Linked DNA regions of Homo sapiens: regions 1 and 3 are each linked to region 2. Evidence: read pairs that join two places in POLR2A ChIA-PET (ENCODE). Cell type or tissue: PC-9. All regions are shown on one strand. Links, peaks and the distances in the headings refer to the core of each region. The heading gives the core; the rest is flanking DNA.

Region 1 (10,711 bases), core at 1,278-9,277, 240 kb before region 2:
GAGCTGGTTTCTAAAAAAGACCCTGGCACCTCTCACCTCTCTCTCTTGCTTCCTTTCTCACCATGTGATCTCTGCACAGCCATCTTCCCTTCCCTTTCCTCCATGATTGGAAGCTCCCTGAAGCTCTCACCAGAAGCAGATGCTGGTACCATGCTTCTTGTACAGCCTGCAGAACCATAAGCCAAATAAACCTCTTTTCTTTATAAATTACCCAGCCTTGGTTATTCTTTGATAGCAATGCAAGCAGACTAAGATGGCAAGACAGATCACAGACAAAGGCTACCTAGCTCAGTCCTACCTAGCTCATTTCCAGGAAATGACATCTAAAATAAGGTGTGAAAGATAAGTGAAAACTGACCAAGCATAGAAGAAAAGAATATTGTTTTTTTGTAGAAGGAATAGCAGGGAGAGAAGAAATGGATAGCTTCCATGAGTCAAGAGAATGGATGAAACACAGGTTTTAAAGAGATGGTGGTCAGGATAGTTGAGATAAGAGAAGTAAACCAGAGTGGCTACAAAGGGCCTTACGAGCTAAGTTTAAAATTCACTTGAGTTTACTATCCCTGAATGTCCATTACCTCATTACAAGGGGAAGCCATGGAAGGTCTACTCTAAACTGACATAGAGAGATACCAAGCATGGGGCCAGGACAGAATAGGAACACAATAAATACCTGTTGATTCTGAATTCAAGCTGGTGATTCGTATAATCAAGGTATGTGAAAAGTGCAATGGGAGCAAGGAGGAGGGACGGGCTAGCTCTACCTGCAAGGGATGGGAAGATTCACAAGCAGGCAAAGTTGGCTTGGGCCTTAAAGGGTGAGTACGACAATGGGTGTGTTAAGTGACTTGTTATTTTTCTCTGCAATCTTCTATTAGCACATACTGACAGTCTTTGGGGTCCATCACACTCTCAAAGACCTTCATGCCTTGAAAATCCTGCAAATTCACACCTCTATTTCTAGTTTTTTATTTTGTACTAATGATGTATTATCATACTATAATGTTGGACTAGCTTTCCAAAGGCATGCGGTAGAAACAGGCCCCATCCCCAACAACCTTCTTCCTTACCAACAAAACATTAGCTTTATTCAAGACAGAAAAGTGCCAGCCCTGGGTTGGTGGGGGTTAAATCGTGATTGACCTAAGTCAGTCATGACTATTTCATTAACATTTGCCAGACACTCACTTTTCCAGGCTCCCTTGCATCTAAGGGCAGTCATGGGACCCAGTTCTGGTCAATAATATTGTGGTCATTTAGGTATAAGAGTGAATCAGCTGGGAGGGCTTCTGGGATACTTTTGTTTCCTCACTGATAAAATGACATAGTCATTCCAAGAAAAGGATCTTTTGCCACTCCACACTCCCACTCCTTGTCACCTGTCTACTTTTGAATACTGTTGTAATATCTGGAGACACGGCAGCCATCTTGAAACCATGAGAAACAGGCAGAAGAATCAATGACCTACATAAATATAGAGATGAAAAAGTGCCCGTCAACTCAATAATACTGTGGAACTGCTGTTCTCACTTTAGACTACTTATCTCCAGACTTCCTATTATGTGAGATAATCAAAGTGATATGGTGTGGGCCACTATCCGTCAGGGTTTTATTACTTATAGCCAAATAGATTTTAAATTATATAGATGTTTCCAGAAAGAGGACTATCTTTCTTCTCACCAGGATTATGAAGCTCTAAGACTATTAATAAAATGGCCAACTAGCCACACAAAGATGCAAGATATTGTTTTCCCAATCCAGAAAGCAGAAAACTTTCTTCCTTTAATCTTCCCTTCCCAATGATGACTCTTCCTTGGCTGGGAGGAGATGTTTGCACTTCAGATTTCATACCTCCAAATATTACCTATTGCTTCATTGCCCTTTATATTTGGCCAGGCCTTTATTCATGGTGGCCATTCTGGAGACCCCAGCTGGTTAGGAAAATTGAACTTGTCAAAAATCAGAGTGAGATTCTCCTTGGCAACTGCAAAGGTAAGCTGTCACCAGCCCTGTCAACAGTCACAGCAGAAAGAGAGCTATTTATTCATCTAAGACCTTCATGAGTCACAGTCTAAACATTCTGCAAACCCTCCCCTGGCAAGTCATACCCTGCCCCAGTCTCTGGGGAGAATGCTTCCCACCCAGAGCCACTTCAACACAACAGACTCTTGGCTTTGGCTGTCTAATCTTTGGGCTGCACAAGTGGTCATGTTATTAATGACTCTGAGTCATCATATAGGGTATTTCATCTGGAGTGTGTGTAAAGAGGAGGAAGATGGAGGGCTACTGTAGCCCAGACAAGAAGTGAGGCTTCCCCTTGCTATGCCTCTACCTCACTGTGTACCCTTCAAAATGCAACCAATTTCTTGCATTATAATGCTTCAAATCTCTCCACTTCTTGGTGAACTCCTTTTTTTTTTTTTTTTTAATGAGATTGAGTTTTGCTCTTGTCGACCAGGCTGGAATGCAGTGGCGTGATCTCAGCTCACTGCAACCTCTACCTCCCAGGTTCAAGTGATTCTCCTGCCTCAGCCTCCCAAGTAGCTGGGATTAAAAGCACCCACCACCAGGCCCGGCTAATTTTTGTATTTTTAGTAGAGACAGGGTTTTGCCATGTTGGTCAGGCTGGTCTCGAACTCCTGACCTCATGTGATCCACACGCCTTGGCCTCCCAAAGTGCTGGGATTACAGGCATGAGCCACCGCGCCCAGCTGTGACCTCCCCTTTTAATGCCCTCTTGTTTGTCCGTGTCAAGCAGCATTCAAAGAACTGAACAGTACCCAGATGGGTTTGCACAGTGCTGAGGGTGAGAGAGATGGCAGACAAGGGTTCTGTTTTTTATATATATATATATTTTTTTTTTTAATTTTAAGCCTAGGTTTTTAATTATACTTTTTCATTTTTGTTTTAAATTTCTGCTCCATGCCAGTGTATACAGTGAATATGACCATGCCCTTTGAATGTTAAGCCTTGATGGCACCTTTCATGCAGAGCTTGACTCCGTGTATGTAGTTTAGTTGTTACTTCTTTCAGGAAGTCTCCTCTTATTTATTTAAGTGGTGCTCCGTTTATGAGTCCCTATAACACCTGCTACCTTCCTTAACAAAAGAGTTTATCACACTGGTAATTTGGTCACTCCTGTGACTGCAAGGTCTGTAAGAGCAGGGTCTATCTCGTCACCTATGTCAAGAACATTCTCTGACACATAGTGGGCACCTCAACTAACATATAGCGAGTGAGTGAGTAGATGGGCCACCTTCTACAGCCTTCTACAACGGAGCAAATCCCAAAACTGGCCTTCAGGCCCCCAGACTTGGCCTAGACTTGGTAGAGAAGATGAGGACAGGACTGATCAGAGGGATGTTTCTGATATTCTATCATTCTGTGGTCACGGCAACATCAATACCTTGTGGATATGGACCAAGGCTTATAGTTTCCTGTCCAATAAAAGAGAATCTGGCTGGCCACAGTGGCTCAAACCTATAATCCCAACACTTTGGGAAGCCCAGGCAGGGGATCACTTAAGCCCAGGAGTTTCAGATCAGCACAGGTAACGTAGTGAAACCTCATCTCTACTGAAAAAACTAAAAGTTAGTCAGATGTGTTGGCATGTTCCTGTAGTCCCAGATACTGAGGAGGCTGAGGCAAGAGGATCACTTGAGCCTAGGAGTTCGAGGCTATAGTGAGCTATGATCGCACTACTGCATTCAGCCTGTTCAACAGAGTGAGACCTTGTCTCAAAGAAAGAAAAAAAAAAGATGGAAAAATAGGTCTTAATATTATACGTTTGCTGCGGAGATTAAAGGAGATTGCATGCTCACAGTCTGTGACCCATAGTAAGTGTTCAATACATGCAACTGCTATTATTACGAGCTAAGAAGGGACTAAGAACCAAAATCAATGTTTCTTCCTGTTATAACATAACCCTCCCACCTGAATGTCTGCCCCCTTGTGGTGTTGCCAGGGAATGCTAGGATTTATCTGGCTATCTTTCAATGCCTAATATGACACCTAATTTGAAATCACCTGGCACTCGCACACACAATGTACGCTCTTTTCCTTAAATCCAGATTGTACCTATTTACCTGGACGTATCCAGAACTTGCACTGTGGCCTTTTCCAGATGCAATCCAGCTTTTAAGATTTTATGTGTAATCCCCATCTCTCCCGACCTTACTGGACTTTGCCTCTGGACTCTCTGGAGTATGAGTCCAAGCAGCCCTCATAGACTCTGGCATGGGTTTGTCTGCTGACTCTCCTGGCTCCCCACTTCCTTGATAGGAAGTTCTCGTCATGTCTTCAAGTTCCTCTCAGCTGAGACCACAGCCAACTAGCCAGCTGGCTTCCTGGTTGAACAACCAACACCCCTGGGTCCAGCACAGAAATGGTACCCAGGAAAAGTGTATGGAATCCAGTGTCCTTATGTTTCCTGTCCATTTCCAGTTCATCACTGGGATGGGGCTGAGACCTTATCCTCAACAAGGCTAAAACCTCCTCTGAAATGGCTATGTGCCTCACACCAAAGGACAAGAAAATTGCCCATTGGTAGGCAAATGTGAGTGTGGGAGTGAACCCCAAAAACCTATCAATTACCCTGACCCGAAAAAACACTATCAATGTAAAATGCAGCCCAGAGAATAAACATATCCCAAACCAGTTTCAAAGTGTGATTGACACCAGATAAATTCATTTTGGGGGGACCATGTTAAAAAGGGGAAGGGAGAAACTCGTTGAGCACCATATGCCTGACATGTTCTCACATAATCCACACAACATCCTGTAACCTTGATAGCTCTGTCTTTAAGGTGAGCTGTGAAACTCAGATCAGATTAGTAATTTACCCCAAAAGTTACATATTAAGTGACCAAACATGGATTCAAGCCCATATCTGTCTCCAAGCCCAAGGTCTAAGAACTCTCATTCTCCCATACTAGCCATAAAAAGGTAAAACTCCCCTTCTAGAGATGATTACCCATAACATCTCCCCTTGGTAGACACTCTGTCTTCTCCTTTCCTCTGCAGACTTTCTGTTGAGATCCTGCCCAGCCAACCAGCCAGCGGGCTTTATTCTTCTTAAGGCCTTTAAGAAGGCCCTCTCTACTTAGAAAGGCAGTAGCATAGAGCACAGTCATTAAATCTGGTTCCAGAGCCAGGTAGCCTAGGTTCAAATCCCAGTGCCACTACTTACCAGCTTTGTGACATTGGACAAGGTATTTAGAGTGTCTGTGCCTCAGTTTTCTCTTCTGTAAAGTAGGGGCAATAGTAGTAACCTATCTCACGGGTGGTTGTGAAGATTGACCGAGTTCATATGGGGCTGACATATATTAAGTGCTCAGTAAGTTTTAGCTACCAGTATTACAAGTTAATTTTATAAAAATTTGACAAGGCATTATAAATTTCATTGGGCAGATGAGGAAACTGAGGCAGAGGACGGTTAATATCTTGTCCATGGTCACACTGCTTATCACAGGGAAAGCCAGGATCAGTTGAAAAGAAAAGGGGGGTCTCCCAATTCCTTACCCAGGGCACTCTGTCCTCCTGCTCACTTAACCAAGAGGCAGAAAAAGCAATTTACCTGTTAATACAAGACATAATCTCCCCTCCCTGATGTTCTCCCTGTCACATGAACCACAAAGAAGTCACCACAAACATCCATTTATTTATAAACCTACAACATTAGCCTCTTCACTTAAAAGCCTCTTGGTAACTTGCTGGTTAAAAGCGTTTCAGATTCTGTCAGAGAAACAAGCTCACACTGACATCTTGTCTCCATATGCCTTTGAAAACCTGCTGAGAGTCCCTTAATCCCTCGCTGAGGAACGTTCCTCTGCACTGTGTTCTTCTAAGGTTTCCACCGTTGGGTGTGGGTATTTTCTGAAAGCTCTCTCTTTTGAAAAATTCCCATGCTTTGAGTCATGCCAAAATCAGAGGGAAATGAATGCTGCCAAAAGTCCCAACATTTACATAAGCTCTTAATCAGCCCTCTGGTTCATTACAGTGTGACATATCAGTTACACTGCTGTTCAGGCAAAGAAATGGGGTCTTGGAATCTGCAGAGGGCCCTGGAAAATTGTGTTCTCTGAGTGGAAGTGGAGCAGGTTCCAGCTTCTCCCTTTATAAAAGTTCGATCTTGGCTGCATTTGTGTTTACGTATTTAGTAAATATTTATTGGTTTCTTAATATGGGGACCATAATAATTGATGGAGAGACAATAATAAGTAAAAAAGATATGACCCCTGACTTTATGAAGCTTATAGTCTAGATGGACAACAGACACTAATCAAAATAAAGGATACTGTGAGAGTATCTAGTGGGGGACATAAACTTGACCCCATCTGGGGTTCAAGAAAAGCTTCTGCTAGTGAATGATGTTTCACCTGGAATCTGTAGGTCTGGGGAGCAGGAACGTCTAGGCAGTGTAGTACAAAGCGGGGTAGATGAAGTAGAGAGAGCAGAGAAAATGAAGATAGATGAAGCCAGTGAGCTAAGTACATCTTTATTTTAGAGCTATGGGAAACCACTGAGAGCCTGTAGCCACCGTGTCTAAGGGCGTCACCATCCTGATTATTATAAAATATTCTCCCTGTATTATGGTTATTTCCCTGTCATCTCCTACCCTGATTGGCATAATAGCTACTATTTTGCTAGCACTATTTTATATATACACATATATATATTCACATTATATGTGTTTTTATATACAGAGAGACTACACACACACACACACACACACACACATATGGTCTCACCAATCCTCACCCCAACTCTATAAAGAATATACTATCATTATGCCCATTTTACCGATGAAAAGAAGGCTCAAAGACAGCAAATAATCTGCCTATGACTACACAGATGAGACAGGTTGGAAGGCAGGTCTCTCTGATTCCAAGGTCCAAGTTTTTAACAAGTCAATACTGCAAGTTCCCTGCAGTCAGCAGCTGGGTCTTTCTGATTCTGCTTGGTTTGCTAATGCCTGGCCCACAGGCATTACAGGTGTATGGAACTAACTTCCTTGCTTGTCCAAGCCTCCTGTCCCCTACTCCTCACCTAATCATAGGTGACGCTTCTAAAGCCCTTACTTACTGCATGCCAGCTATGGTTCTAGTACTTCATGCATATTTGCTCATTTTCATTTTTGCCGCAACCTATGAAGTAGGTACTATTATTTTCATCCTCTCCATTTTTCAGATAAGAGAACTGAGTTGCAGAAGCATTAATAGCTTCACCAAGGACACACAGTAATAAGCGGCCCAACAAAGATTCTAACCCAGGCCGACTGGATCCAGAGCTTGGACTCCTAACAACTAGAGATTATTGTTCCTTTCGCAATCCAGCCACATGAACCTCCTTTATATTTAATGCAAAATATGCATTGTTTTTCACCTCCAGCCTTCTCAAATGTCAATGTCTCTTCCTATGCATTCGCCTACTCCACCTAACCTCACTTTCCCTTGGGCTCCCTCCTATCCATCCTCCAGGATTCTTGGTCAGGGTCAGCTGCCCCTTCTGTGTGTGCTACCCCATCACCCTGTGCTTCCCCTTCCCAGCACTCAGCACATAAACTGGGTATTTCAACTACAGGTTCTCTGTCCACCTCCCACCCTTGACTTGAAGCTGCACAGGACAGGGTCCAAGCTACCCAGGCATTTCTATATCTACAATGCCTGCAGCTTGGCGGGGGCTCTATCATTACTGTGAAATGACCAGATACATTTATAAATAAGTGAATAAATTTGAATAGTTTTTTTGTACCCCAAAGTGGTTACACATAGCAGGCCTCATTCAGTGTTGCTGAATGAAGAGTCAAGCGTATAATGTTATTCCAGAATTAAATTTTTACTTGTGGTTTTCTTTTTCTCCCTCTTTGTTTTCAAAGCCCAAAGAAAGATGACAGAAGAACAAAGATGAAGGAGGAGGCCACTGGTTTACAGGAAGGGTAAAGGACAACGACTATCCAGATTTTTCTTCCAACTTTACTTTAAGAAAAAAAAAAAAACAAAAAACTTGAGGTCCTCCTAAACCACAGGCATTTGAGCAGTCTGAGGGGTAGCCTCCTGGACTCCTTGTCTACCTGTCTCTCCTGAAGCTTGGAACCTGCAACAGCAGGCCCAGGGGCTCCACTGAGAGTGCTGGAGGCTCTGAAATGGAGCACGGAAGCTGGCGTGAGCTGTGATTGTTCCTGAGCCGCAAGGACAGTGGCTGTTCTGGGCACTTCAGGAAGTACTTGCTCCAAGAGGCCCTTCCAGCTATTGTTGTTAGGCCTGAGCATGCTGGGCTGGCACCAGGACAAGCTGCCCTCTCCAGGTCAAGGATTGGTCCAGGGCATTAGGGGCAGGAAGGTGAAGTGGGGAGGTAGCGGGGGAGGGAAGGATATGCAAACTAGGAAGGAGTCTTGGGCCTGGGCTTCTCTTTTCTTCAGGCCATTAATGCCAGGAGCCACCTGCCTCTAGGTTTATTTCTGTCTCCTCTGGCCATACACTGCACAGATTCATGATAAACCAGATGCTGCCAGTGATATCTTGGCTGGGTCCACAAGAACTATCAAGTGCCGTGAAAGGAACATGGGTTTTAGAGTCCAAGACTCTGGGCTTGCATGCTGGCTCTGCCCCCATGTGTGCCCTTGGGCACTTCTGAATCTCCTCTTCCTCTTCCTTTTCCTTTTCCATAAAAAAGAAATGATAACCAGCTTGAGAGGTCATGAGGATAAGATAAGCTAAGATTAATGAACTTGTCAGGTACACAATGGCAATGGGAAAATGCTAGCTTCCTCCCTTCTCCTGAGCAGCTGGACAAGGAAGGGGGTGGGCGTCAGGGGGAGCTTGGGCAGCAGATGTCACATTTCAACGTGTTCCTCCCTAGCTCAGGCTGCAAGGCCTGGGCACTGAGCCCACTCCAGCCTGAATTCTCCCGACAGCTGCTCAGCTTCTCTACTTGTCCTTGCTCATGACTCCTGATTGAACCAAGAAAAGCCTCTGCTTTGCTCCAGTGACAAAAAAATAAATAACAAGAATGATGTAACATGTGTCTCTCAAGGCCATCAGCCACAGAGAAAGTCCAGGCTTCCGGATCTGTACCCCAAATCCACACCAGGATTCCAAACCAATCCCCTGCTGTCCCGTGGATTCTGGTAGCTCCTGTGTTAACCCTCTACCTGCAGGCAGCTCTGCCTCCCCCTTGTCTTGTGACCAAGGCCACCAACACTGTCACTGAGGCACAAAATTGGCTGGAGGCAGGAAATGAGTTCCTAAGCACTAAGTCTTTGCAACCTGATCTTTAGTAATAATTTATTACTACATTATACTAGTTTAATTAGTAATAACTAATTATTAATACTAATTAAATTACTGGTTTATTCAGCAATAAATAAATAAACACTTATTGAGCACAATATGCCAGACACTCTTCTAAACTCTTTATGTTAACTTTTTTAATCTTCACAAACACATTTTGAAGTAGGTACTGTTCATAACCCCATTTTACAAAGAAAAAACTGAATTTTAGGGAGTTTAATTGCTGAACCAAGGCCACAGAATTGGTGAGTTGCAGGTAAAATTTGAACCCATTTCTGCAGATGTCAAGTTGTGTTTTTTTGTCTTTCCATCATGCTACTGACACCCAAACCAAATGAAACTGGCAGCCCGGATTCTTTCAGAGAGATGTTGTAAAAGAGTTCCCCCAGCAACCTCACCTGTTAAACCCCCAAATTAAGTCTGAAGAGCAAAGCAGGAGTCTGACTGCTCTTCAAAGGGAGAGATGTCAGGAAGCATGATGTAGTGAAGCCTCTCTCTGCTAGGTGCTAGAAGTGTACTCCTAGACCTGTCAGCGGCCCTCTTTGGTATTCAGGATCTTCATCTGTAAAAGGAGAAGATAAAAGTAATTTGGCTTCGACAAGATTCCTTCCAACCCTGACATTCCATAATCCTATGAAACAGCTACCATTTATTATTTCCTCTGTGCCAGATACTGTGCTGAGTATTTCACATAATCGCAAAATCATCACAGCCAACAAATAGCTGTGATGGAGCTGCAAATGATGGAGCACTGCTTATTTGCCAGGCTCTGCTGTAAGTACTTGCCCCTGTATTATCTCATTTAATCCTCAGAACAACACTAAGAGGAAGGTATTATTATCCCCACCACCCTCAAGGATCTAAGGCTCAGAAGAATGATACAAAGCTACTCAAAGTCTCCCAATCATTAAGTGCTGCTCTTGGGGTTTGAACCCAGATTTTTCTGACTCCATAACCCATGCTTTTAATCACTGTACTACTTCAAGTGCCCCCTCAACGTCAGGCAAGGGCAGACACCAGGAATAGGCTGTGTTGGTTTTTGGTTGCCCCACTGACTATCCATCTGCAGTTGTTTTTCTTCCATTCTGATCATCAATCATAGTGTGACTTAAATGGGTCAGGATAAGGAGTCCCCAGCTGCCATGCACAGCCACAGCAGCCACTGCCCACAGTCCTTTCTGTGGGCTTTCTGGGCAGCATTAGTGGAAAGTCCTATCTGTGAAGTAAACTAACAAGATTGGGGGAGGGGTCCCCTTATTTATTTAATCATCACTCCCCAAGGCTAAACTGGTGGCCTGGCAACAGTGAGTATTTTCTCTGAGCTCAGAAGCCAACTCCAAGTGTTCAGGGTGAACAGGTTGGGAAACTTGAGAACCACACAGACATCAGGAAAAATTCCGTGAGTGGTTGTCTGTGGTGAA
Region 2 (8,000 bases), core at 1-8,000:
AACTCCCAACCTCATGATGTGCCCACCTCGGCCTCCCAAAGTGCTGGGATTACAGGCGTGAGCCACCACGCCCGGCCAAGAGGAACTTTTTAAATTTTGTTTTGCCATTGCTTAAGATGGATTCATATTCCTATAGATATTGACTAATTATCTTAATATCTAAATTTCATTCCAGCCTTCCCTGGCTACCCTACTTTAACAGCAAACCACCTTCATCTTGCTTTATTTTCCTTGATGGTATGTAACATTACCTGACCTTTTATATTCATTGTGCTTATTTACTGTCTACCACTAATCCCCCACCCCCCTGCCAGGTAAGTTATAGGAATGCAAGGATGGCATCAGATACTGTTCAATTCTGTGTCCCCAGCACCAAAAACAGTCCCTAACACATCAGACACTTAATAAACAAATGTTGAACAAATTAATTTTTAAAGTTCTGACTTATTATCTCAGTAAGTAATTATTATTTTAAAGTTGAAAGAGTACTGATTCTGTAAACCAAAAATAAAATTCTAAGGGCCCCAGCCTTCTGAATGGAACCCTCCTCTTGGCCAAAGGCATTCCAAAGTTAACCTGAAAAACTAGTTCAGACCATGATGGGAAGGGGAAGTTGGACATGCCTCATTATATCCTACACCCTTTTGGAATTTAGTAAGAGCCAACCAGCATTAGCATCAACACAGACCTGAAGACTTATAAGAAACATTTATAATACAATCTATTCTCTTTGAAGCCTGCTACCTGGAGGCTTCATCTGCATGATAAAACTTTGGTCTCCACAATCCCTTATCATTGGAACTCGGACATTCCTTTCTATTTATTCCAGGCTTTTAGATAAAAACTAAACTCTTTCAGCCAATTGCCAATCCGAAAATTTTTAAATCTACCTATAACCTGGAAGCTCCCTGGCTTCAACTTGTCCCTCCTTTCCAGATCAAACCCATGTCATCTCACAGGTATTGATTGATATATTATGTCTCCCTAAAAAGTATAAAAGTAAGCTGTACTCCAACCACGTCTTCAAGACTGTCTGTGGCTGTGTCACAGGCAAGTCCTTAGCCTTGGCAAAATAAACTTTCTAAATTGATTGAGATCTGTCACAGATACTTTTGGGTTGACAATTCCATGAACCATTATACAAATATTTGTAGCTCTCAAAGAATAGTTTGAATAAATAAAATTATTGGCCGGGCACAGTGGCTCATGCCTGTAATCCCAGCACTTTGGGAGGCCAAGGCAGATAGATTGCCTGAGGTCAGGAGTTCGAGACCAGTCTGGCCAAGATGGTGAAACCCTGTCTCTACTAAAAATACTAAAACTTAGCCAGATGTGGTGGCATGCACCTGTAATCCCAGCTACATCAGGGGCTGAGGCAGGGGAATTGCTTGAACCAGGGCGGTGGTGGTTGCAGTGAGCCGAGATCATGCCACCTGCTCTCTAGCCTGGAAGACAGAGCAAGACTCTGTCTCAAAAAAAAAAAAAAAAGCAAAATTATTTGCATTAAACATTTTTATTCACCTCCACAAATTATCTCCTACAATTTCAACAAAGTACTGAGCCCATGGAAAACTGGGAAGACAAGGAAGAAGCACAGGAAATTTTATCTTGTCATCCAACAGACACAAGCCACAGCAACACAAGTCAAAAGTCTTACTAAATGTTAATATTAAATTAAATGTTAAAGATTAACACAGTCAAAGAAAGGACCATCTCTTCTGATAATGCTCTTCCACTTGCCTTCTCTGTCTGTCTTTCTTTCTTTTTTCCAGGTCTCACTTTGTCACCCATGCTGGAGTGCAGTGGCACCATCATAGTTCCCTGCAGCCTCAAATTCCTGGTCTCTAAGTGATCCTCCTGTCTCAGCCTTCTGAGTAGCTGAGACTACAAGTGTGTGCCACCACGCCAGGCTAATTTATTTTTTGTACAGATGGGGTGTTTCATTTTTAACATACCCTGGAGCACTATAAATGATTCTGGTCAAGTCATACAACTAAATGTAACTGGATTTCTCCCCCATTAAATGGGGAATTTGAGCCAGATCAACTGCCAGCTCTTAATAGAGAAGTACACAAAGAAGGGAGGAAAAGTCTAAAAAAAAACAACAACAAGAATTTGGTGTTATGATTTATGTGACTGAAAAGTTTAACAAATAATAACTACCATGTCTATAAACAGGTTAATATAATATACACCATTGGGAGAAACTGACTTTTTGCTTTCCCCATGGAACGACATAGCCTTTTTGATGGGTGGGCCATAATAAACAAGAGTTTTAGATCCACTGCATTAGATGACCTTTAAGATCCTTTCCAAATCTACATTCTAAGGAGCTGAGAACACTTCAAGCACAGAACAAAACAAAACCTCTCCAGAATTAATTCCCCATCTACATAATGAGAAGTTTCCGATACCTAAGACATGTACAATGGATGAACGCCTACATTTAGGAAGAGCACTGAAAGATACTGTTATACAGCCCACTCAACCAAATAACCCTAGTCTATAAAAGCAAGATCCAACACCCTACCTGCAAAACCTCTCATTACTAGTGGTAATAAGTCCTCACTTGCCATGGTTTCTCCATCTCTAAAATGGGGAGAATAATAGCATTGCTTTGGAGGCCTATTGGGAGGATTAAATAGATAACACGTGTTACGCACTTCATTTAGTGCCTGGCATTCAATAACATTATTATGAGCATCTAAGTTAATAACAAGAGGATGGTGATGATATTATCTGAATGGCAGGACAGACCAGAGAGCTCTTCATGACTAAGAATGCAACATAAGTGAAATGAGAAAGCAAAATGCTTCCAGGGGAAGAAGACAACCTTTAGAATCACCAAGCAAATGACTGTTTAGCATGAGGCTGGCTATCACCAGTACATTCAAAATTAAAACTGTGGCCACAGATTCAATCATGAATAATAGCCCTGCTGCTAAAGGAAAGAGCACACAGATCCAAATGGGAACCCATCAAGTCTGTAAAACATTAACAGCTTAATAAACATCAGCTCACACCATCAACACACAGTGTTCGAGTCAACTAAAGAGTACCAACTAAATTAATACCAAGTTGACTAAATGAAATGCCTTGGGGGAGAAAAAGGCTCATGGGTGATTCACTTTTATGCTGACTTCCCTATAAAAACATCTTCAACAGGAGAGGCAGGAAATTCCAGTGAGTGAAAGGGGGCAGCTATATGGAAACCATCATACTGCACATTTTGCTTTTTAATCTACTGCAAAGTTTTGGTTTAAAGGAGCACATTCAGAAATTTGCTCCTTTAGAAACAGAAAAGTGAGTCTGCTAACAGATCTGATCCTCATATACCATGTAAGTGAAGTCCACGGAAGAAAGAAAAAGCCAGTCAAAAAGCATATGACTGATACTTTCCAGACACACACAAAAAAACACTATTAACATGGGAAATGATGTGAAAGCTTTTAAACAAGTATGTATAAAAAGCAAAAAGACCAAGTTAGAGATACTTTTTAAAAGTTCTGCTATGAATAACAGACAACTTCATTTTACACAACAGATTTTGAATCTATTGTGTAGATTTTTGACTCTAAATCAAGTCATAGTCTCCCAGTGTATGCAGACATATAGATGTATGTGTGCTTTTTGGGTACACATTTTTTTCTGTTCTGATTTTTTTTTCCTGTAATAACCTGTAGCTTCTCACCATTTTGTTTCTCATTTCACCTGTTCCTCTTCTGATAAATTGTCAAATATCTAAGCAAACTACAGGGATGAGCAAACTTAAATATGGAACACCTGAGCTTCACAAACTACCACCCACTAACTGTGGGATATTTGAACAAGTTACCTAATCCTTTTAAATCCCAGTTTGCTCAGTGATAAAATGGGAATCCTGCCATGGACCAAGATGGTTACTGTGGAAATTCTAGTTAGCACATGTAAAATGCATAATGTATAGGTAGGCCCAGCAATTCTTCACTAAATATCCATTTTTTAAAAAAATCAGACATTCCAAATATGAATACATTAATAATTCAAACTTTTTTCACTGTAAGCAAAATGCTTCACATTAGGGTAATTTCTACAGGAGTCTCTGGCGGGGATTACAGCAACTGCTAGGTATCATAAAGGGAGCTAAGAATTCTTCTCTTTTAAAAGCAGACATTCTCAGCATAGAGGAGTTTAAAGAACTTAAAGAAAGCAGACATTTAAACAAAATCAGTTTTTAACAGCTTTTGCTAATACTACATACCATGCTAACAATATATTGTGACTATAAGTAATTGGTGATAACAAACCTCACCACAGTCTAAGACATTAAAATTGAGACCAACATTTTCTTATAAACATACATTTACCATATGACCCAGGATCTCACTCTAGGTATTTATGCAAGTGAAATAAATACCTATGTTCATACAAAAACTCTGTGTGAATATTTATGGTGGCTTTATTTATAATAGCCAAAAAGCTAGAAATAGGGCAAATGTCCCTTGACTGGTGAATGGAGAAACAAATTATAGTATACGTACACAATGGAACACTCCTTAGCAATGAAAATGAGTACTGGCCAGGCACAGTGGCTCACACCTGTAACCCCAGCACTTTGGGAGCCAGGGCAGGAGGATCATTTGAGGCCAGAAGTTCAAGACTAGCCTGGGAAACACAGCAAGACCCCATCTCTGCAAAAATTAAAAAAAAAATTAGCCAGGCATGGTGGCACATGCCTGTAGTCCCATCTATTTGGAGGGCTAAGGTAGGAGGACTGCTTGAGCCCAGGAGTTAGAGGCTGCAGTGAACTGTGATCATGCCACTGTGGTCCGGCTTGGGCAACAAAGCAAGTCCCCATCTCAAAAAGAAAAAGAAAAGAAAGTGAGTATTACATATTAATATACGCAACATGTTAGAATCTCAAATGCAGTATGGTGAGAAAAATAGGCCAGACGCAAAAGGTTACATTGTTTTATTACATTTATATGGCATCCTAATAAAGGCAAAACTACATAAAGTGAGGAAACCAAGGTAGAAAATAGTTCAGCAGTTGTCAGAGGTTGGAGGTGAAGAGAGGAGATAACTACAGAGAGGCATGGAAATTCATCAAGTGAAGAAATGCTCTATATCTTCACAGTGATGGTGGTCACATGACTGTATACATTGTGAAACTCATAGAACTGAACATTAAAAAGGATGACTTTTAAAATTGAGGAGCTTGGGGGAGTTTTCTCTATAAATTCATAGTTTTTTTGTTTTCTTAATTTTTTTAAGTATTTTTTTTTTTGAGATGGAATTTCGCTCTTTTCACCCAGGCTGGAATGCAATGGCACGATCTCAGCTTACTACAACCTTTGCCTCCCGGGTTCAAGCAATTCTACTCTCTCAGCCTCCCGAGTAGCTAGGATTACAGCCACCCACCACCATGCCCAGCTAATTTTTGTATTTTTAGTAGAGACGGGGTTTCACCATGTTGGCCAGGCTGGTCTCGAACTCCTGACCTCAGGTGATCCGCCCACCTTGGCCTCCCAAAGTGCTGGGACTACAGGCATGAGTTACCATGCCGGGCCTTGAATTCACAGTTTTGAAAGTCAGGGAAGCAGTCAAAGTAAGGAAGATGGAACATCTAAGATTAAACCATTTATTTTAGGATAAAAATATGGAGGCAATAAATAAAAAGGGAACCACAAATAGATTCATTTATGAAGAACCATAAAACAGAAACTTTTAAAAATTTAACCTTAAATGAGCCAATAAATTTAAAGGAAATCTATTATAATCAAGAACTACAAAAGGAATCAGTTTTATGAGAAAATGTGAAAGGCAATAATTTCTTTTAGCATGTTGTTATTCAGCTTATGTTCAGTAATGATACCAAGAACCATCAGAAATAACTTCTAGAAGAGATGTCTATATAAATTTAAATATGTGGCTATATCTGAGATAAAATAATCAACAGGAGCTTGCTTCCTTTTAGATAAATCATCAACTTCTGTCTGTCAAAACCAGTCTACATGTCTGAAAAACAATGAAACTAGAAACTCAGGCTCGAGTAACTTGAGGGTTGGGAAGGACCCTGATGAAATGGATGTCATTACTTCCTCTGCCAACGTCATAAATCTTCTTATCCTTGGATGTCACAGCGGGGGGTTTTTCCTCCTTCTGGAATTCTGGAATGCCACCTCAGCCAGGATGGTGTGAAGGGCAAATTCTTTTTTTTTTTTTTGAGACAGAGTCTTGCTCCGTCACCCAGGCTAGAGTGCAGTGGTGCGATCTCGGTTCACTGCAACCTCCACCTCCTGGGTTCAAGTGATTCTCCTGCCTCATCCTCCCAAATAGCTGGGATTACAGGTGCCCACCACTGCACCTGCCTAATTTTTGTATTTTCAGTAGAGACGGGGTTTCACCATCTTGGCCAGGCTGGTCTCGAACTCCTGACCTCATGATCCACCCACCTCGGCCTCCCAAAGTGCTGCAATTACAGGCATGAGCCACAGCACCTGGCTAGCAAATTCTTTTAACACAGAATAAGCACTGAGAGTCTGGGTGCAATGGCTCATTCCTGTAATCCCAGTACTTTGAGAGGCCAAGGCAGGTGGATCACCTGAGGTCAGGAGTTCGAGACCAGCGGGGCCAACATAGTGAAACCCCATCTCTACTAAAAATACAAAAATCAGCCAAGTGTGATGACATGTGCCTGTGGTCCCAGCTACTCGGGAGGCTGAAGCATGAGAATCACTTGAACCGGGAAGCGGAGGCTACAGTGAGCCGAGATGGCACCACTATGCTTAAGCCTGGGCAACTGAACAAGACTCCGTCTCAAAAAAAAGAATAAGAGCTGAGAAAGGAATTAACTTACCCTTCTATTTCATGTTCTTGACCATCTCCTGTCACACCTGCTGATGAGCCTCAATACTATAGCTTCAGATGCCACAGACCAAAGCCCTCAATGCTAGCTGACCTGAAACCGAGCTCCCAAGAAGAAGGCTAATACTATATGCAACGGAAACCTTTAAAGGTCATTGCAGCAGTGTTTGGCTAGCAGGACAATGATCAATTGATCTCTTTCTGTGGGCTGACAAGAAGATAAACATAAAGGCAGGCAGTTTTCAAGGCCTATCCTACTGGGAATTCAAGCATCTGTGATCCCAACACACACCACATATCAAATCTGGCAGAGCAATACCCAAATCCCCTGTGCTCACGCATACACAAATGTCCTTTGGTGAAATACATGATTAGGTGGAAAACCCATCATGGAAGCCAGCCATCCTAAGTTAATTCAAACTGATATTAGAAATTGATTTATCCAAAACAAGGGATTTTCTTTCTACAGAATGTAATGAGGCTCTGGAAAACACAGTTTGATTACTAACAGCAGAGCCTGTGGTTTGTGCACAGATTTGCCAACCTACCATGAAGAATGAAGCGTTCTGCTGCATGCCCTCACAGCCCCAGACTCTGTGTGTGAAGGGTAGGAATGAAATATTCCATATGTTTTCTTTGTCAGTGACATGGCTATTGAAAGCAAGGCCATGGTAGTCTCCCTGCTGAGGGACTGGGTCAAGCTATTCATGTGTAACCAGGCAGATGTCAAGATGGTAATGGGAAAAACATCTCAAACTTTTTTTTTTTTTTAAAGAAGGAGACCCAGGGTAGAAAACGCACAACTGTATTTGAAACACTCAGCCAATCTAAATAGGTTGTGAGGGCTACTGCATACGTTAGCTACTATTCTGTCTTTGTAATTCATGTTTAAATCAGGTCTGAATCAAAACTCAGAGAAGTTTTTAGTTTCTGAGAAAGATTTAACCGTGCTTAAGAATGTCATATAAACTTTTTAAAATATGTAATACTTTAAAGAAAGGATTTTAGTTCTAAATTTACTTTTAAGATAATAAGCTTTTCTTTAGCTACAAAACCAAGCATTAATCTCAAATGTAAAAAAAAACATAGGAGCACCGTGGCTCACACCTGTAATCCCAGCACTTTCAGAGGCTGAGGCAGGAGGATTGCTTGAG
Region 3 (10,711 bases), core at 1,055-9,054, 840 kb before region 2:
TTCAAGTGATTCTCCTGCCTCAGCCTCCTGAGTAGCTGGGACTACAGGCGCACGCCATCATGCCCAGCTAATTTTTGTATTTTTAGTAGAGACGGGGTTTCACCATGCTGGCCAGGCTGGTTTCGACCTCCTGACCTCATGATCCACCTGCCTCAGCCTTCCAAAGTGCTGGGATTACAGGCGTGAGCCACCGTGCCCGGCCCAAAATATTCTTTATATTATCACTAATATTGCAGAAATCAAGATTTGGCTGAAATTGTCACTGTTGTACCAGACTCCAGTTTTATATTATTCCAGTTGCTTCTTAAAGTCCAATCTCTTAAACTGTCACTCTTCTCCACCTCCTACCCTCTTCCTCAGTTACCACACCTTCCATAAAATCACAGTTGATTCTCATACCTATGGCTTTCTCTTTCTCTTATAAGGTTCCAGTACAACTTGCTCTTAAGTTTATGTGTTTAATGAGGCTTAATGTATTATTTATTCCAAAGCACTTGCATTTTACAGAAAACAAAGGCTGAACTCAGTGGAGTGAATCTCTAGTTGTAGAAATAAGACTTCAGAAGGCAAGTGAAGAGAGGATTATTGGAATTATAGAAGAATCTTTTGAGAGCCTCAGCATCCCACCAGCTCCACTTAATTGAATACTAGAACCCATGTATCTTCTTAGTGCTATAAAACAATCATAGTTCCTGGGAGAAACCAGAAGCTACCTCCTGTTTTTCTAAATATCTATTTCTACTTATTGGTCAATTTGGCATAAAGATTCAGGGATTTTTGGAAGTGGAGTAGACCATAAATACTTCTCCTTTGCTTTTGCAACTAACTCAGGAGAAGATTATAAAATGAATTGAGTGCAAAGGAAGTGAACTATAATACAGCCAACTCAAACAATGTAAGAAGATGGTTATATTCCTCAGATTTAATTAGTATAAAATAACAATGCTCTTCTGAATTTATGCATTCTCTTTCTATTCAGGATGTTAAAGCACATCACAGATTACTAAATAGCCCTCTGATCACCTGAATATACAGGATTAACCTATGGATTTAATCAAGTAGGGCTAGATTAAAACCATTAATGTTAAATATTATACCATCAAAAGTATTTATTTAGAAAATCAAATGCTACCTTTTGTTATGCTATTTTCAGACCAAAACTAAATATGCAGCTAATAAAATATATGCTTTTTTGTTGTTAATAGATTGACTGCAGGATCCCTGTACCATCATTTTCTCCAAATGAGGGACTTAGATTAATATTCTATTGATCAAAATTGCTTTTCAAATATAATCCATGTACATGGGATTATAAAATATAGGCATAGAAAAATAGTTTAAATCAGTCAGACCTTTTTTTTTTGGTTAGGAACTTTTAACGTAATTCTGTTTCTGTACATAGCCAGAAACCTTAAACTAGTTCTTACTTATTTCTTTTATCTCCTTCACAGTATCGTGACTAACTGTTGTGAATTTTGCTTCTGTAACATTTTTATTATCCATTTTTTGCTCACCATCCTTGCTTCTCCTTCCTTAGTTCAACTAGTTGTCATTTTTAGCTTGGACTGTTGCAGCAGGCTTCCTGCTGGTTGGTCTTCCTGTCTCTAATCTAAACTCTTCCTATATCCCTTTCACAGGACTATTGGAAGGATCTTTTTAAATAGTAAACGTGCTTGTCATGTGCTTGAGGCTGTTTAATGGGTTTCTATTGTATTTATTGGGTATAAATTCTAAATTCTTTAGCCTGGCCTGTGAGGCCCTCATTGCTTAAAACCACTTTTCCATTCTCTTCTTGGCTAAAATTGTCTCTTGCTGCCCCTCTTTCCAAATCACCCTGCACTCCAACCTACAGAACCACTTTTGCTTGTCCCCCAGGGAACTTTGCTCTTTTATACCCCTGTCTCTTTCTCCACAGTGCTTCCTGTGTCTGGAATGCCATTCTTAATTTGTCTCCTTGGTGAATATCTCTTTATCTTTGAAAATTACAGTTAAGGATCACTTCCTCCATAAAGCATTTTTTTCAATATTGTATTTAGAATTGAATTTTGTGCTTATTCTTCTCACAGTTTGTTTGGACATGTCAATTATTCCTCCAATCAGATTCTTCTGAAGAATTAAGCAATCCATTTTGTGAATATTCTTCTGTTACAGTGCTTAGGATATGTCATTTCTCCCATTATCAGAGTATAAGCTCCTTATGAACAGGGGCTGTAGCTTCCTCATTTTTGTATGTCCAAATATTTAAATAAATTTGAAATATTTTATTCACCAAATATCTTAGCATCTTACTGTATGTGCTCAAAATTATTTTTTGTTATTGGAATTGTATTTTTAACATATTTCAAGTTTGCAGCACTTATTTTAATTTACACTTATAACCAAAGACTATACATTTTCTAAACATTTCAAAACAGAACAGGTGGATCATGGCATTCCTAAATAAATATTTAACTGGGGAGAAAAATATGGGCTAATACAATCAAAATTTGGTTACAAGTCCATCTTACAGGTCATGAAAGTAATTTAAAATAGTATTTCCTATTTTTACTATTCATCAAATCACCTGGAACACTTTTGAAAAACTAAAGATTCTTTTTTTATTATTTATTTTTTTTTATTTTTTGAGATGGAGTCTCACTGTGTCACCCAGGCTGGAGTGCAGTGGCAGGATCTCAGCTCACAGCAACCTCTGCCTCCCATATTCAAGCTATTCTCATTACCTCAGCCTCCCAAGTAATTGGGGGCACATCACCACACCTGGCTAATTTTTGTATTTTTAGTAGAGATAGGGTTTCACCATGTTGGCCTGGCTGGTCTCAAACTCCTGACCTCAAGAGATCCGCCCACTTTGGCCTCCCAAAGTGCTGGGATTACAGGCGTGAGCCACTGCGCCCGGCCAAAAAACTACAGATTCTTGAGTCCTGTTCAGAATCTCCTTTGTTGGGCTAAGAAATCTATATTTAAAACAAATCATTCAAAAATACTCTCTAGTAATTCTTATCCAGCCAGCCCCTCAAATAGCATTAGAAAATCATTAAGAGAGCTAAGGTAATTTTGATGCACAGTCAGGATCAGAAATCACATCTTCCAAAATTAAATTACAAATAATTTTATTTGACAATAATTAAAACATCAATGTATTATTTTTAACATCCCTTTATCAGGCATATAGCTAAACAACTACAAAGACAGAATTTGAAACCGAGAATTGCTCTTTCCTAGGCCTACCATTTTTCTTCTTTATTTTGCTACCCTCAGAAAAGGATATGCTGCTCGAAGGTGCCAAAAGTGGCATGGTACTATTGTATCAGGAAATGTTCCTAAAAATATTTTAATGAAAATTAAATATGCAAAATTATTCCAAAAATGTATATTCTTGTTGCTTGACAATCCAACTTTAACTAATTTTGTCATATTACAGCAGCATGACAGCTGCCTGGTCTCATGATTAAAGGGTAACTTTTAAGAAATATATAGAAACATCAGAACAGAAGTACTCTTAGAGTTTGAAAAACCTGGAATTAGGCTAATTAAATCATTTCAGCATGGTGAAATTTTAATCAAAAATTAAAATGTTATTAAAATCAAATTTTATAAATATTAAATTAAATTTATTAAAATTAAATTAAACTAAAATTAAAACTTTAATTCCAATTAAAAATTTTTAAATTAAAGAATGAACTCCTTTTGGGTTTCCTCCTCTGATTTTAAAATCCATGTATCATGCACGGAGCACTCTAACAAAAAAAGAAAAAGTCCTATCTACATTTGGCTAATGTAAGTACTCCATGTAGGTTCTGGACTTTTCTCCCTTGTTGATCCATTCCCATCTCTAGAGTCCAGAGCATACATCCCTATACTTCTTTCATGGGCCTGATCACTGAAGGCCTCAAAGTACACCTAACTTTCCTTAATACCTGGTTACCACTGGTTACCAATTACAGTGCAAATAAGCTATTATGGAATAGGGTGGATCAAAGGGTTGGACCAGGCATCTTAACCAAGAAAAGAGGTAATGTCAAATGACTCATCTCATAAGAGGATTGGCTTTTTAATAAATGTATTTGTTTAGTTTGTTCATGTCTATGTCCATAGTTTCTAGAAATTCAGACAAGTAGATTACTGGAAAAGGGAAGGCTCTTTTCAATTCTGCAAAAGCTTGGAGTTTATTTTCACAGTGAAGGCTGTATTGTGGGGCTATGACTAAAAGATAAAAAGTTCTAAAACCCATGTAGAACTGCCTAATATGCCCCCTCACAATAACCATGTCCTTTTCCTGCCTTTGCTGTTCTTTTTCTCCCTAACTGGTTTTTGCATAACACCCCAAACAAGGCATTACTGGGAAGATGATGAAGTCTTAGCTGAGAATGAATTCCAAAATGCTTACCATGGCCTACTGTGCACTGAAAAAGTGTTTCCCTGTGAGATCTCAGTGACTCATCTCTTACTACTTCACTGTCTTATTGCTGCCACTCCTTTCTCTCTAACTTCCCTGCCCTTCATGAAATACATCAAGTCTGTGCCAGACTCAGAGCATTGGCATTCCCATTTCTGTGTCTTAAAGGTACTTAGCTGAGATTTCTGCTTGGCTCCCTCCCTCATTGCATGCACTTCTCTGCTCAGATGCTACCCTCTGAATACTTTATTCAGGCTTTTAAGAGGCTTTTCAGAATACTCTATAAAATAGTACTCTCTGTGTCTACCAAAACTCTCTATCCGCTCTGCCTGCTTTATTTTCCCTCAGAGCACTTTTCACCTCCTGACCAATTATGTATTTATTTGCCATTTATCTCTACCCACTGAAATTTGAGTTCTATGAAAGTAGAGATTATGTCTTTTTGATTCAGGTATGTTTGGTTTCTAAAACACTAACTGATGCACTAGAAATTTATAATGAATATATTAATTAATATATATGAATAAGAGAATTTCAGCTTACTAAATGCATCAGTGGCTGATTTTTTAAAGTATAGGTTCTCCAACATGTTATCACGTGTGTGTATCAGGTAGGGCCCGGAATAGTTATCCCTGACGCCCTTTATCCTCTTCCCCAACAAGCACGTACTCATTCCACTTTACACAATCACACACAAATGTACACACTCACAGCTTGTATGTACTGCCAAAGTGATTGCTGCCAGACACCATACAGTTGGATATATTTAAATCATTATTTATTTTTGTAGTCTGTAGTTTGAGATTTAACAATTCATTCTGCTTGAACTGATTTTGTAGCTCATCAGTGATGTTGCCAGTCAGCCATAGCATTTGGGCCTTGGATGATGCAGGTTTGCAAATACCCCAGAAAGTCTTGCAACAGCATTATGGCATCTTTTGTAATTTATAACTTTTTTCCCAGTGTTATTGTAACCCCCCTAATGCATCAGTTGCAGATATTGCCATCCTAAGTTTGCAGAGTGGCTCTATGTGCTAGATATTAAGACAAAAATTTGAATAGGGCTGGGCGTGGTGGCTCATGTCTGTAATCCTAGCACTTTGGGAGGCTGGGGCGGATGAGGAATTGGAGACCAGACTGGGCAACATGCCCAAAAGCCATCTCTGAAAAAAAAAAAAAGAAAAGAAAATGAGCCAGGCATCATAGTGGTGTGTACCTGTAGTTATAGCTACTTGGGAAGCTGAGGTGGGAGGATTACCTGAGCCAAGGAAGTTTAGGATGCAGTGAGTTGTGATCATGCCATTGCACTCCAGCCTGGGTGTTAGAGTGAGACTTTGTCTCGAAAATAAATAAATAGTTAAAAATGAAATGGTTTATGTGACAAGGCACGATGTATGTGGTGCTAGACAGCCATGATAGTCAATCCTGACTTTGCTACTTGCTCAGTCGTGTTGTCTCACTACTAAGGTGCCTGACATTCCACAACTTAGTTTCTTCTTCTGTAAAATGGGAATCATTATACCTACTTAACAAAATTGTTGTTAAGGAATAATAATATACGTAAAGCACTGTTTGGCACAAGCCAAATGGCAATTATTGAACTAGAACTAACTTTCAATCCCCACAAAGGCACTCAACTCAGTGCTAGAGGCATAGTGGGTGCTCAAGTACTATTTTTTGGGCAATTGAATCTATCCTATTGTACTCCTTGGAGACCCTGCTATGATTATCTCACTTAATAAATAAGACATGAAAAAGAACCTGTTACAGTAGGAATCACCTGGTGTTCATGAATTCACAGTAATCTTATCCTAAAATTTGAAAATTATAGTTTGTGTATAGCTAAAACAAAGACCAAAAACCTGCACTAGGAAGAGAATGAGAGTACTGTACTCAGTGTAATCTTTCTGTCTCCAGATAACACTTTAACTCTTAGGAAGGGGCAGATTTGAATCACAGCTAAGATGAGTCATCACAATCATTTTGCTGAAAGAACTGTCAGAGAAGGGGAACAACTTTTAATATGTCCAGATGCATACCTTTTAATTTTTCGTGCCAACAGGGAAGGTTATTGGAAATGATAATCTAAACAATTTTTTATTGAATTATGTGGTTATGAGGTAATATTCATATGCACATACATATACCCACAAGTACTTCTGTCTATAGCGAATACTTTCCCAACTATATTTACTTGGAATATTGTGAAATGTATGCCCTTTTCTTGAGTCTATGTAAATATTGGTCAGAGTATATAGGAGAGGGGAAAAGATGGCAGAAGAGGAAAAGTATTATCAGAAAAATCAATTGTGACTTACAGATTCAACAGATTTGACTTATGCATCTGTTTTAAATAACCACAAAAACAATTTTGTTTTTTACAAATACAAATATATACGGTCTTTTATCATAGTTTAGAAATTTCTTTATCAGTAGGGCAGAATTCAAACTTTCACTTTGCCTTCCAGTGTTGTAAAAAAAAACACAATTTTTTTAATTTTTAATTTTTATTTATTTTTATTTTTATTTATTTTTTATTTTTGAGACGGAGTCTCACTCTCGCCCAGGCTGGAGTGCAGTGGCACGATCTCTGCTCACTGGAAGTTCTGCCTCCCGGTTTCACGTCATTCTCCTGCCTCAGCCTCCCGAGTAGCTGGGACTACAGGCGCCCGCCAACGTGCCCGGCTAATTTTTTGTATTTTTAGTAGAGACGGGGTTTCACCCTGTTAGCCAGGATGGTCTCGATCTCCTGACTTCGTGATCCGCCCGCCTAGGCCTCCCAAAGTGCTGGGATTACAGGCGTGAGCCACCGCGCCCGGCCAAAAAACTGTAATTTTGAGCTCAAATCTCAGCTCAGCCATTGATTAGCTGAATGACTTTTAGGGACTTTTTCTCATTTCTTGATTTACAAAATGAAAATGAAGATAGCTACCAGAAAAGACTCGTTATTACAGATTACAAGTGTATCTACACACACATATACGTGTACACACATTTACATTCACATATATTATATCAATTTCATTCATGTATGTATATATAAAGCCTTACATACTAAGTTTCAATAAATGTTTCTATTTAAAGTAAAATGTAACCACTGTATAACATACATTATAGATGTTTCTTCAAATAGTGTAAATACCAGCCTTTTCCAAAAGAGAGGAATAATGTTCACTATGTATTCTCTTTTATTACAGGCTTATGAAAAAATTGCTTACCTCCTCACCAATTTAGGTAAGTCCATTTTTCTTACTTCACTCCTTAGTCAGAAAATAACATATGGGCATTTCAGTCTGTAGTTACTTTATATAATGTAGCATTTTAATAACTGCAATTATTTAAGTATTTACCAATTAAAAAGGAGAGGGGTAGTATAGGAAGTTGGTCTATATTGAATAACAATAGAGAGACAATGCATGTAGTTACAAAATATTTTTACTAGAAATCAGCACACCTAGTTCTTCCTACTTAGGAGTGCTTGCTTCTCCAACTTTTCAGTTCTTTGGGTTTTTCCTCAATATTTATTTTTTATCAAAGTGTTATACTACATGTACACTTTTTAAAAGCCAAAACAATATTAAGAGATTTACAATGAAAACCAGTACTTTACCACATCACCCATTCCTATTTTCTATACCAAAGGAACTACTTTTTAACTTTTTTTTTTTTTTTTCTGAGATGGAGCCTTGCTCAGTCGCCCAGAGTGGAGTGCGGTGGTGACGCGATCTCGGCTCACTGCAAGCTGCACCTCGCAGGTTCACGCCATTCTCCGGCCTCAGCCTCCCGAGTAGTTGGGGACTACAGGCGCCTGCCACCACGTCCGGCTCATTTTTTGTATTTTTAGTAGAGACGGGGTTTCACCGTGTTAGCCAGGATGGACTCAATTTCCTGACCTCGTGATCTGCCCGCCTCGGCCTCCCAAAATGCTGGGATTACAGGCGTGAGCCACTGTGTCCGGCTACTTTTAACATTTTTATCTGTTTATTTTGTTATTTCCCACCATGTTTCCACGTGATATCGTTCTATTGCCATTATTGGATTTTATCTTTTGATAGCTATTGCCTTCCCATTATACAAGTATGAATTATTAAGACTTAGCTCTTAATGTTCCCTGCAGTGCCCTGTCCCCCGACACTCCATCTTTCATTATCTGATAAACACAGTTATTTCTCCTCCTTCCAAGGTGGATATATCAGCATTTTTAGCCAAATTAATCGTTAGTCTTCACATCATTATGTCTCTATAACTATTTTCATACCTACGGCATGGTATATTCTATAATTGTGTATACTTTTTATACCACTTCTGTATTTTTTAAGCTAATAATGGCCACTTTTTTGCTTATTTTTTTACATACTTTTCTTAATTTATCCCAAAGGTTTTGCCAAGACTCTAAATTTTCTCTGAATATATTCAGACACATCAAGTATTATACAAACTTGATTTTCTTCTTAGAGTTACCCTCTCAAGCTGTCTCCTCCAAACTAGATGGGTTATTTTCTAGGCCTGTAGCCAACTGCATCTAGACTTACTTTCATAAACACTCTGGGAATTCCTTTTATATTTTTCTAGAATTTGGATACTACTTACTAAATCCTATGTCTTATTCCTTCTTGGCTCAGTTCCTTATTTTGCTACTTGTAAGTAAGTTTCTTAAAACTTTGTAGATCTGAAAATGTCTCTATTCTAGCCTCAAACTTGATATCCATGTTCCTAGGTATGAAACCCTATGTTAGAAATACTGCCCCTTTGAATTTTGAAGGAGTTTCATTTTCTTCTGGATTCCAGCATTGTTACTGAGAGCTCTGCTACCATTCTGATTCCCAGTCCTTTGCACAGGACCTGTTTTGATTTTTGTTATTTGTTTATACTCTAGAATAATTTTGAATCTTTTCTCATTTTGAGATTTCACAATGATGTACTTTGGTGAAAACCTTTTATCATTTATTATGCTGGATACTTAGTGCATCCCATCAATATTGATATCCATTGTGTCCTGTGGGAAGCAGACACTGAGATGGAGTTAGTAATGCAAGAGATTTCTTAGAGGAAAACTCCTGAGGAAAGGAGCAGGACTGGATAAGGAGAGCCTCAGACAACAATGCAGATCTGATGGTTTTAACCAATCCAATGGAGAGCTCTAGAACAAATATTTCAAGTAAAGATTTAGAGGACTCTAACATTGGGTATAATTGAGTATAATTGGCCAAGACCTAGTACCCCTGTCATTCTGAGTCACTGGTTGGTTGTTGCCTGGGAAGAGCAAGACCTTGGCATGAAAGCTGAGGTATAGGATGAGGCTGGAAACAGCTGGAGGCTGACTGTACTCCTTGCAGCTGAACAGCAAGTTCTTACTGAGGGGAAATCCTAGTGACAAACCTCCACTGCTGCCATAATCTGAAAACTCAGAAACTTCGCTTCCAGGAGATTTTTGTATATTCTTTGTTCAATAATTTACTCCTTTAAAAAATCTTTCTGGAACTCTTTACATTCGGATGTTTCTTATCATATTCAATAGTTTTTTTTTTCTTTCTTCCTTTTCTATGATTTTTGTTGGGATTTCTTCAAGAGAACCTCAACCTTATCTTCCAAGTATTCTCCTGAATGTTTTATATTGACTCATGCTTCACATTTTCTAGAATTATTTCCTGTTCTCTGAATGTCCTTTTTCTATGTCATCCAGTTCCAGCTTCACAGATGCAGTGTCTTAAGTAGGCAATATAATGTAATTGTTAAGAATATCAGCTCTAGAGTGAGAATGCCTGAGTTGAAATCTTTGCACCATAACTTACTACATTATCATAGTTGTGCAGTAATAATTATTTTATTCTCTCGGTTTCTTAAATTCTTTTATATATATATATATACAAGGAGATAGAGTCTGTGCTCTGGAGCTAACATTGGAGAAACAATGTTTTGAAAGGGGAAGACACCAGGCTTTGGAGTTGGATATAGCAATGAACATTTGGATTGCCGCATCATGACTGTATAACTATCATTAAGCTTTTTCCTCTCCCTGTTCTCTCTTCTTCTTCTCCCCTCCTTCTCCTCCTCTTCCCCCTCATTCTCCTCCCTCTGCTTGTCCTTCTTCTTTACTTTTGGGTCTTCATTTCCTCACTGTTAAAATGACAATAATAATAGTTCCTATTTCACCATTGTTGTAGATTGGCTGCCTGACACATGACAAGTGTACAATAAATAGCAATGGTCCAGTTCATTGTTCTTTAAACCCTCTGAGCTGCATTTTCTTCAGTTGGGTAATGAAGCACTAGCTCTGTTCCTTACATTCATTTGCTTTTGAAGTACCCTATACCC

The links. ChIA-PET counts read pairs that join two places held together with the same protein. Peaks named below come from ENCODE experiments on the same cell type or tissue, not always from the same donor. Only the 100,000 strongest peaks of a DNase experiment are listed, where the experiment ranks them.
Region 1: POLR2A ChIA-PET joins it to region 2 with 7 read pairs; 3 of 35 experiments call an interaction of 5 or more read pairs at or near these places.
Region 3: POLR2A ChIA-PET joins it to region 2 with 11 read pairs; 1 of 35 experiments calls an interaction of 5 or more read pairs at or near these places.

What each region holds. Positions count from the first base shown.
Region 1 is chr11:27,207,629-27,218,339 of GRCh38, forward strand. It overlaps BBOX1-AS1 (BBOX1 antisense RNA 1), which reads right to left. Exons shown (of 4, transcript NR_125768.1): 2 at 9,689-9,852. Among named protein-coding and RNA genes, the nearest start is that of BBOX1-AS1, 5.8 kb to the right of the region's middle. RefSeq lists an enhancer at 8,210-8,715. In PC-9, for the core only: a CTCF peak has its summit at 3,924 (motif pointing left); DNase peaks (open chromatin) are centred at 2,133 and 5,903; H3K4me3 peaks cover 740 bases; H3K27ac peaks cover 2,994 bases.
Region 2 is chr11:27,453,290-27,461,289 of GRCh38, forward strand. All of the region lies in intron 1 of LGR4 (leucine rich repeat containing G protein-coupled receptor 4), which reads right to left. Among named protein-coding and RNA genes, the nearest start is that of LGR4-AS1, 14 kb to the right of the region's middle. In PC-9, for the core only: no CTCF peak of the experiment used is centred there; DNase peaks (open chromatin) are centred at 588 and 3,122; H3K27ac peaks cover 2,724 bases.
Region 3 is chr11:26,616,869-26,627,579 of GRCh38, forward strand. ANO3 (anoctamin 3) reads left to right here. Exons shown (of 27, transcript NM_031418.4): 18 at 7,594-7,630. Among named protein-coding and RNA genes, the nearest start is that of MUC15, 50 kb to the left of the region's middle. In PC-9, for the core only: no CTCF peak of the experiment used is centred there; DNase peaks (open chromatin) are centred at 3,903, 4,473 and 6,363; H3K27ac peaks cover 1,064 bases.